Linked DNA regions of Homo sapiens: all the other regions are linked to region 2. Evidence: chromatin contacts called from ENCODE Hi-C or POLR2A ChIA-PET data. All regions are on one chromosome and are shown on one strand. The core of a region is the stretch at or near the end of the contact, and the rest is flanking DNA. Distances in the headings are between cores, read along the strand shown. Region 1 overlaps COMETT (cytosolic oncogenic antisense to MET transcript). Region 2 holds the start of CAPZA2 (capping actin protein of muscle Z-line subunit alpha 2). Region 3 overlaps COMETT (cytosolic oncogenic antisense to MET transcript).

Evidence for each region. Hi-C counts contacts between places; a loop is a spot of excess contacts on that map. ChIA-PET counts read pairs that join two places held with the same protein, here RNA polymerase II (POLR2A). Pooled maps may share reads with other maps.
Region 1: a loop to region 2 is called in a map of endothelial cell of umbilical vein, with 4 times the contacts of the local background. The contact joins the enhancer-like site here to the promoter of CAPZA2 in region 2. A Hi-C loop is called at or near these places in 2 of 168 maps with a recorded cell type or tissue (B cell and endothelial cell of umbilical vein), 2 of 37 single-sample maps with no recorded cell type and 8 of 50 pooled maps. POLR2A ChIA-PET finds 5 or more read pairs at or near these places in 4 of 52 experiments (A673, AG04450, CD4-positive, alpha-beta memory T cell and 1 more).
Region 3: a pooled map shows a loop between it and region 2 (4-fold over the local background). The contact joins the enhancer-like site here to the promoter of CAPZA2 in region 2. A Hi-C loop is called at or near these places in 1 of 168 maps with a recorded cell type or tissue (B cell), 2 of 37 single-sample maps with no recorded cell type and 7 of 50 pooled maps. POLR2A ChIA-PET finds 5 or more read pairs at or near these places in 2 of 52 experiments (AG04450 and activated T-cell).

What each region holds. Positions count from the first base shown.
Region 1 is chr7:116,591,256-116,593,955 of GRCh38, forward strand. All of the region lies in intron 2 of COMETT (cytosolic oncogenic antisense to MET transcript), which reads right to left. Among named protein-coding and RNA genes, the nearest start is that of CAV1, 68 kb to the left of the region's middle. Within about 2 kb of position 1,401, at least 8 of the 41 ENCODE cell types and tissues checked have a DNase peak (open chromatin) inside an H3K27ac peak, as active enhancers do; they include endothelial cell of umbilical vein, where a contact is called at or near this core.
Region 2 is chr7:116,861,188-116,863,887 of GRCh38, forward strand. It overlaps CAPZA2 (capping actin protein of muscle Z-line subunit alpha 2), which reads left to right and starts at 1,400. Exons shown (of 10, transcript NM_006136.3): 1 at 1,400-1,463. The coding sequence starts at 1,425. RefSeq lists enhancers at 1,018-1,067, 1,019-1,781 and a silencer at 1,148-1,887.
Region 3 is chr7:116,573,145-116,575,844 of GRCh38, forward strand. It overlaps COMETT (cytosolic oncogenic antisense to MET transcript), which reads right to left. Exons shown (of 5, transcript NR_165033.1): 3 at 297-600. Among named protein-coding and RNA genes, the nearest start is that of CAV1, 49 kb to the left of the region's middle. Within about 2 kb of position 1,432, at least 2 of the 41 ENCODE cell types and tissues checked have a DNase peak (open chromatin) inside an H3K27ac peak, as active enhancers do.

The DNA of each region.
Region 1 (2,700 bases), core at 151-2,650, 270 kb before region 2:
GTGGCTACTTACATTTAAATGAATCTTTCATTAGACAAAATTAAAATTTAGTTCTTCAGTCTCACTAGCTACATTTCAAGTGCTCAGTAGCCACATGTGGCTAGTGGTTAAGGAGTGGACGGCACAGAGCTAGAATATTTTTATGATAACCAAAGCTCCATTAGATGGCGTTACTAAAAATCATCAAAATCTTGTCTCAATTCTTTGTTATAACATGTTTTGAAGGAATTTCACATAGTGAAAGAATAGCCATACACCTCCAAGTAACAACTGTTTCATTTTCTGGTTTATTGGGTGAACATATTCCAAGCTTCAAAATAGAGCTGGCATACATAACTATTGCTTTAAAAAGATAACACACAGGGTTCCAGAATTGGAAAAGACCTAGAGATAAATCATATATTCCATATGTTCCGTCATTCTCATCTTACCACTGAGGGCACACAGACTAAAAGAGGAAAGTAACTTGCCCAAGGTCATAGGAACAGTTGGCCCACAACGATAGGACCCAGCTTCCTGACTTCAGGTCGCATTGCGCATTCTGAACACCAGTAAGTAAGCTACATCTATCCTGAGACTATATGGTAACCTGACTACATCTCTCAAGTTATATGAAGAAACGAAAAGGAATAAAAAACGGAGACTCAATGTACTGTATACTTTATGTGAAATATTTAGCAGTACTCAAAATTAACACTAGGTGTCAGATCATCAGATTTGAAAAGCTAAACCTGATGAACTCGGAGATTTTCTGCTTGATTAAAAATAATCAAATCCATTGCAAATAAATCCATTATTTGATTAGAAATAATTAAATCCATTGCAAAATGGCATGGCATGATAATTTTGATTGACTTGGTCGTCCTCAGGAACTGAAGCTATATAATCAGTTAAGTCCCTGCTTCTGATCTCTTCTGATTTTCTTCTAAGAAGAGAATAATATTTATTTTTCATAAGTCTAAATTAATTTCTGTTAATTATTTGGGGACACTTTTAATTGTTCTCTGCATTTGAGAAGAAGCCAAAATGTTCAATTCTCCTTAACCTCTTAAGTCTCTTAAAGAGACTTAAAGTGGCATTATACTTCATCTTCTGATGTGTGCTTAACATCGCTACTGTGACACAGCTCCAGTACAAATATTAAAAAGTCTTTGCCTTAGATAATTTAAGGAAAGGATGCAAATGAAAGGCAAGAAATAAAGATTTAACCCCTGTATTGTCAAGCAACGTAGCAGGTTGAAGAGGAGGGAGATAAGGGGATGGGTTTAGTCGGAGGAAAGAGCGAATCTGGGGCACTGCTGATCAGGAGACGGGACTGGCTTGAGGGACACACGGCAGAACAGGCTCATAGCCCAAAGCCAGGTCTGGAGCTAAGGGCAGAGTGAAGAGGGAAGCTTGGCAAGAGAAGGGAACAGGAAGGAGTGTGGGCAGAGATAAGGACCGCAATCTAGCCAGCCGTGACTCTGCCCCTCCCTCTGAAGAAGAGAACTTTATAGAAGGGAAATCAGGCGACAAAGTCAAGGAAAGAGGTGATAGATTTAGAAGACCTTGAAGGGAAAATGAATCCATTGTCATTCTGGGGAAAATGGGAAGGGTAAGATTAAAAGAAATCAGAATTCAGAGCACAAGAAGAATTCCCATGAAAATATTACACCAAAATATGTGCCCATGAAATCACGTTCATTTTTAACAGAAAGGGAATTCCACAAGCAGTGACAATTGTCGATTTTGCTTGATAAGTTTTGCAGCAGTCATGGCATTCATGCTCCTATTCTCCAGCTTAGGAACACTGGGGGCCCCTGGAAACATCAGGGTTACCTCAAGATTTTCACACAAGCTGCCTGGACTTACGTTCCGGCTGCCTGACAGCCTCTGTGATCCTCCTATAGCCATTTTCAGGCACTTCACGGAACAGGCCTTGCAGTTCAAAAAAGCAAGTAGACAAAGTGTCCTCTCAGGCAGCCACTTTTTAATCCCCCAACACCCTTTTTTTAGGAACCTATCCAAAAATCTGTGGATCATATAAAGTTTCCTTTTCTTACCTCCTACCCCCGAATACTTTACAACATTCCACCAAATCTTACTCCCTCGGAGCATCAGGTTCCTAGTCTAACCAAGAAAGAAAGGTAATATGCTAATGGAAAGGTCTGGGGTGCCCTTATAACGCATAAACTTCTGGCTTCACCCAGGGCTGGCCTTGCATCTCAACAAGAGAAAACTCACAATTGCTTCAAGAGCATTGACAAAGTGAGGAAACTCACTGTTTCCTATGACCATTTTTTCTTGTATTTAGAGGAATCAGATTTCCAATGTTCTCAAACTGATCCCTCTGGCATTCTATTGAAAAACAATCTCATAAAACTGAGGGAAACCCTGCTGTTTTATGTCTGTATTCCCAAATCTAGGAAAAGGGAAATACCAGTTAAAAGAATACAGTCCCGGCGTGAGCTGAAAGGATTATTTTTCCGGAGGTTTTAAATCCCATGGTGTTACAGGGTGCTGCAGAGGTGCCTCAGAGCCTTTCAAGGGGCAAGGACATGCAGTGGCAAGGGAGGAAGCTAAGTGAGTATGGCTTAGGGCACGTTCTGCTAGCTTCATTCTTCTTCTATCTGTTTTATATACTGCAGTTCATATTAAAGTATATCTACATTTTAAAATGATTCCACTGGTAAATGTTTAACAACCAGCTCTCCAGAGAGT
Region 2 (2,700 bases), core at 150-2,649:
CAGAGTCTTGCTCTGTCACCCAGGCTGGAGTACAGTGGCGCGACCTCGGCTGACTGCAACCTCCGTCTCCCGGGTTGCAGGGACAGGGACAACCTCCGCCTCTCGGGTTGCAATGACTTCTGCAACTCTCCTGCCTCAGCCTCCCGAGTAGCTGGTATTACAGGTATGCGCCACCACGCCCCGGATAATTTTTGTATTTTTAGTAGAGACGGGGTTTCTTCATGTTGGCCAATCTGGTCACGAACTCCTGACCTCAGATGATCTGCCCACGGAGGCCTCCCAAATTGCTGGGATTACAGGCCTGAGCTACCGCGCCCGGCCCCAACTGTTCAATATATGTTTGTTTAATGAGTAGAAAATGAGCTTCTTGAGTATGGAAGTTTCTCTTTTTATTTCAACAGTTTTGGAATACAGGTGGATTTTTGGTAACATGGATAAGTCCTTTAGCGGTAACTTCTGAGATTTTAGTGCACCCATCACCTGAGCAGTGTACCCTGTACCCAATACGTAGTAATTTATCCCCTCCCCAGTCCCCAAAGTCCATTTTATCATTCTTATGCCTTTGAACCCACATAGCTTAGCTCCCACTTATAAGTGAGAACATAAAATATTTGGTTTCCCATTCCTGAGTTACTTCACTTAGAATAATGGCCTCCAGCTCCTTCCAAGTTGCTGCAAAAGGCATTATTTCGTTCCTTTTTATGGCTGAGTAGTATTCCATGGTGTATATACCCACATTTGCTCTATCCACTCATTGGTTGATGGACACTTAGGTTGGTTCCATCTCTTTGCAATTGCGAATTGTGCTGCTATGAACATGTATGTCTAGCTTGCTTTTTTCCCCCTCAACACTGTATCCCCAGAGACTAACACAGTGCCCCGCACCCCGTTAAAGAACCAAAAAATATTTGTTGGATGAATAAAGGAGTATATCAAGAGCAATCTTTCAATTATGGAGAGGGTCGTGATGTGTATTTTAATGAAAGCCAACTATCTTCTCTAATATTTGAAAAAACAATGTTTAAAAGGCTTCTATTTGTACACCTTTTCACATTTTAGCTGGCAGAGTTCAGGACTTGATGGAAACATAACGAAGGGCTCAGAATGTACTCATCGCAGACTGAGCCCATATGGTCACAGTGGGGAGAGCACGCTGCACTCAAGATGCTAGCAAGCCTGCAGCAGGCGGCCCAGCGAGACACGGTCCCCCGCCCGGCCACCAGGCGCCCGCGCACGCGCACAGCCGCGCTCAGTCCGCGAGGGCCGGGTCGAGGGAGGCGGGGCTCCCGGGGTGCGCGTGCGCGGCGGCCTGAGCGGCGGGCCCCTCCCTTAGCGGGGGCGCGCGGCGCTGAGGACCGCACGGAAACGGGGAAGTCAGGTGGCCGCTGCCGCCGCCGCCGCCGCGGTTTGTCGCCAGAAGGAAGATGGCGGATCTGGAGGAGCAGTTGTCTGATGAAGAGAAGGTAAGAGTCGCGGGGGCGACGGCGCGGGCTGTCAGGAGCCGGCTCAGCCCGGGCGGGTGGGCCCGGAGTCTGGTCGCGGGGGAAGGGCATTGGCCCGCAGCTGGCCTTGCCCTCGGCTGCCCTTCCTCCCCCATCCTTACTGCGCCCAGTGCCTGCCCCTGTCCGTCACCCGAGGCCCCGCGCGGGGGCAGGTCTCTGCCAGGCCTGCTCGCTCCGCTCCTTGTAGGGTGTGTACTCCGAAAATAGGAAGCGGGAGCCGGGCGACGGCGGGCGGGGGCGCGGGCGCGGGGGAGGGCGGCGGCTGCCCAGGACCCTCTCCTGCTGTCGGGCCGCGGGGCCTCCGCCGGGGCCGGGGACCGGGGACCAGGGACGCAAAGGGGTTTGCGTCCGTGCGTGGGAGCGGCCCAAGGGCAGTGCCCAGCGCGGCGGCCTGGCCTGTGAGTGTAGCGGCGGGTGAGGGGAAGGGAAAAATCGCTTAGGAAGCAGACCTTCACTTCTCCCTTCTACTTCCCCCTCCTCAAAGCAAAATGCTTCCTTTTCTGATCCTCTACGGTTTATCCTTTTTTTTCCCTTTCCCCATGGAGGCATCTCTCCCTCCTTCTCTCTTTCCTTTCGTGGCTCTAGCAGTAAGCTTGCAGCTCCCATGTTCCCCAGGAGGCAGCGGAGTTGCTCACAAAAAGACGACCCCCTCCCCATAGTTGTTTTCTGCCCACGTTGGCAGCAGCCCCCCCCCGGGGGTCGATTTGGTGGCACCTCACTTTCCTGCTAGGACTTCTTCCGAAGAGGGGAAAATGTGCAACTCCTTTTACTGTATATTAGATGCTGTGACAGCAATGGAACCAGATGAACGACTTAAGTTCTCAGATATTTAAAACGAGTAATGGAATAATTCATTGAACTGCTGCTCTCTTAATTCGCCCCTTTCGTTTGGCTTTTGGGAACGTCCCATTCCCGAGGGTGGTGGGGTAGGGGAGAACCCTGCTAATTTTGACTGTTTCTCGGAAAGGACCCTTAGAAGTAACTGACAGAACATAGGAATGAGTTAGTTGCAGGGTTGGAAATGTCCACTCTTCGTTAAAGAGTGCTTCATTTTTAAATTTCAAAGCCAGTGCAGGAAAATACAGGTACATTTAGGTATGTTGTGGTGTTTAAGAAATCTTCATGTAAGTCTGAGGATATTTTCATTTAGGACCCTCTGCTCTAGATGTTTTTATATGCTGTGTTCTTGCACCGAAAT
Region 3 (2,700 bases), core at 182-2,681, 290 kb before region 2:
ACCTTAAATAATAGGCCATTGTGTAGCAGAAAAAACTTTAAACTTAGAAGTAGAAATCTATAATCAAATCCTCAGCCAACTTAAAAACAGTTGTGTGACCTTGGATAAGTCCCATAGCCGGACTGCATTCTCTAAACCAGCAGCTATAACGTTTCCTACCTCATTAGAGTGTGGTGTGAATGAAAATGTGAAGAATGCCTAAAACAGAGTCAGGCCTTGAATGCATTAGAAAGTTTCAGGCAGCCACTCATTCCATCACCCTGTCTCACTCTTTCTAGTGACCCAGGGTCACTTACCTGTTTTTCTTAATACACCCCAAGTCTTTCTCTTGCCTCTCTTTGTAGACCAGAATTATTCTTGTGTTCATCAATATGGATTGAGTCAAAAATTTTCAAGATCTACCTGACTTATTACTTCAAGGATCCATCATCCTCTGGCTTCCATTTTTTTGTATTTCTATAGGCATGGATTCAAAGGGGATATCTGACTGGCTCAGGCTAGATCCAGATGAACTCCTCCTACATTTGTTGTCCATCCTGGTCCAATCAGTGGCAGCTAAGGGAGCTCAGTCACTTGTTTGAAGTTTGCCCAGTCAAGGGGCTGTGGAAGGAAGAGGAAGTTAATCTGAGACAGGATTGTGACAGGCAGACCAATAAACATGTCTGTTTACAATCTAAATATTCATAAAATTCCAATCCCCCAAATTCTCCCACATATGTATGCTCTTGTATTCCCCTGAGATAGGAAGGGAGGCATGCTCATAACCCCATTTTACAGATGGGAAGAATAAAGTGCCAGGAATACTGGTCCCTCCATTAGGGTCACTTAATGAGCCACTGGTGAAACAAGAAATAAATCCGAATTGAGAGCTTAGACTGCCTGGTCTCCTGTTAACAATTAAGACTGCAAAAATTTCAAACCATATCGCATGCACAATAAATACTGCATCTGAATCAATTGTAGAGACAAAGACAGAGGCACAGGGAGAAGACAGATCTATCCAAGGTCACTCAAGTGAGGAAATAAACCAGCTTAAAATAGACTTCTGTCTCAGCAGCATTGTGCTTTCACTCCTGGGCAACTTCCTGCCTATACAGCAACATTAATGCCAGCAAGGAAGGAACCTGAGGGTTAAATCCTTGGCCCCAGCCCCAGATAGCAATACAGAACCCCACCCCCGTAATTCAGTCAATAAATAGATGTCCCTTTCATACAAGTTTCAGAAAACACAGTTAATATACAACCACTACTCACAAATTAAATAAGTTATCTTACTGTAAAGGATATAACTATTTTATTATCTTTGCAATTAAAATGAAATATGCTAAAGGTAGAAGCAATACAAAACAGCTGCTGCCAGAAGTTTCAATAAAAGATCACTACTGGGCACCCTTATAACTGTGGGACCATTAGGAGATTTAAATGTCTTCTTCACTTTGCCCATGGTAGGGAGTGAGGCTGCACTGAGAAACATCACTGGCATGAGGTCTAATTGCCTGCCCTATGATTAATGTTGCCAAGTGAATTCAGAAGTTGTCACAGTTCTCATCCTATGGTCCAGGCTCATTTATAAAATAGAGCAAAGGGAGCCCAGTGCTTTGAGAATGCCAATGCAAAATTATAATAATTACTTATTACATGATACAGTTGTTAAAGTATTTTCTGTGTTGTTCAAAAAAAAAAAAAACAAGGCATGTACATTGGTAGAGAAGGCAGAAGAAATACTTATGACTGTGTTTTCCTCTTGTAACTTTCCCAGGCAGAATTACTCTGGTCCCTAAGGCCTTGAGGCACTTTTTTCTTATCTCCACTGAACTGTAAACTACTGGGGTTCAGAGACCAATTTTTAGCTTTCATTGTATCTATAGGATTTAGCATAGTGACTGGCATAATAAAAATCTGCTAAACTAAAACTGATACCCTGTTATAGAATTTCCATGATGTATTCTAAGTTCTGTCATAGGCATGCAATAATTGTAAGTTCTCAAAATGGAGGGACCAAGTCTAGTCCTTTGTATCTTTATAACTCTGCAGCTCTGCTATCCAACAGAACTTTCTGCAATAAGGGAAATGCTTTATTTCTGTTCTAGGAAAAGGAAAGTTCTTAAAGAAATGTTCTTCCTTTAAGAGTCTATGTAAACACTATTCAATAAGAGCCATTGGCCACTTGCGGCAATTGAGTGCTTGAAATATGGCTAGTGAGGTGAAAAAATGCATTTCTGATTTAATTTCAATTAAAATCACCCCTTGTAGCTCATGGCTACTATGTCAGACAGAGCAGCACTGGACGCCAAGTGTGGTGGCTCACGCCCATAATCCCAACATTTTGGAAGGCCAAGACGGGAGGATCACTTGAGCCCAAGATTTCAAGACCAGCCTGGGCAATGTAGAAAGACCCAGTTTCTACAAAAAAAAAAAAAGTAAATTATCCAGGTGTGATGGCACAGGCCTGTGGAGGATCACCCGGGTCTGGGAGGTCGAGGCTAGTGAGCCATGATCGCACCACAGCACTCCAGTGTGGGAAACAGAGCGAGACCCCATCTCAAAAAAAAAAAAAAGAGTAGCACTGGAATCTAGGCTGATGTGTGGCTTTCAGTAGTTGCTATTTTAATGTTTATGAATGAATAAATGAATGAATGACTACACATACCTAATCCCTCCACAAACCTACTTCCCGCCAAACTGCTTTCAGCTGCAGAG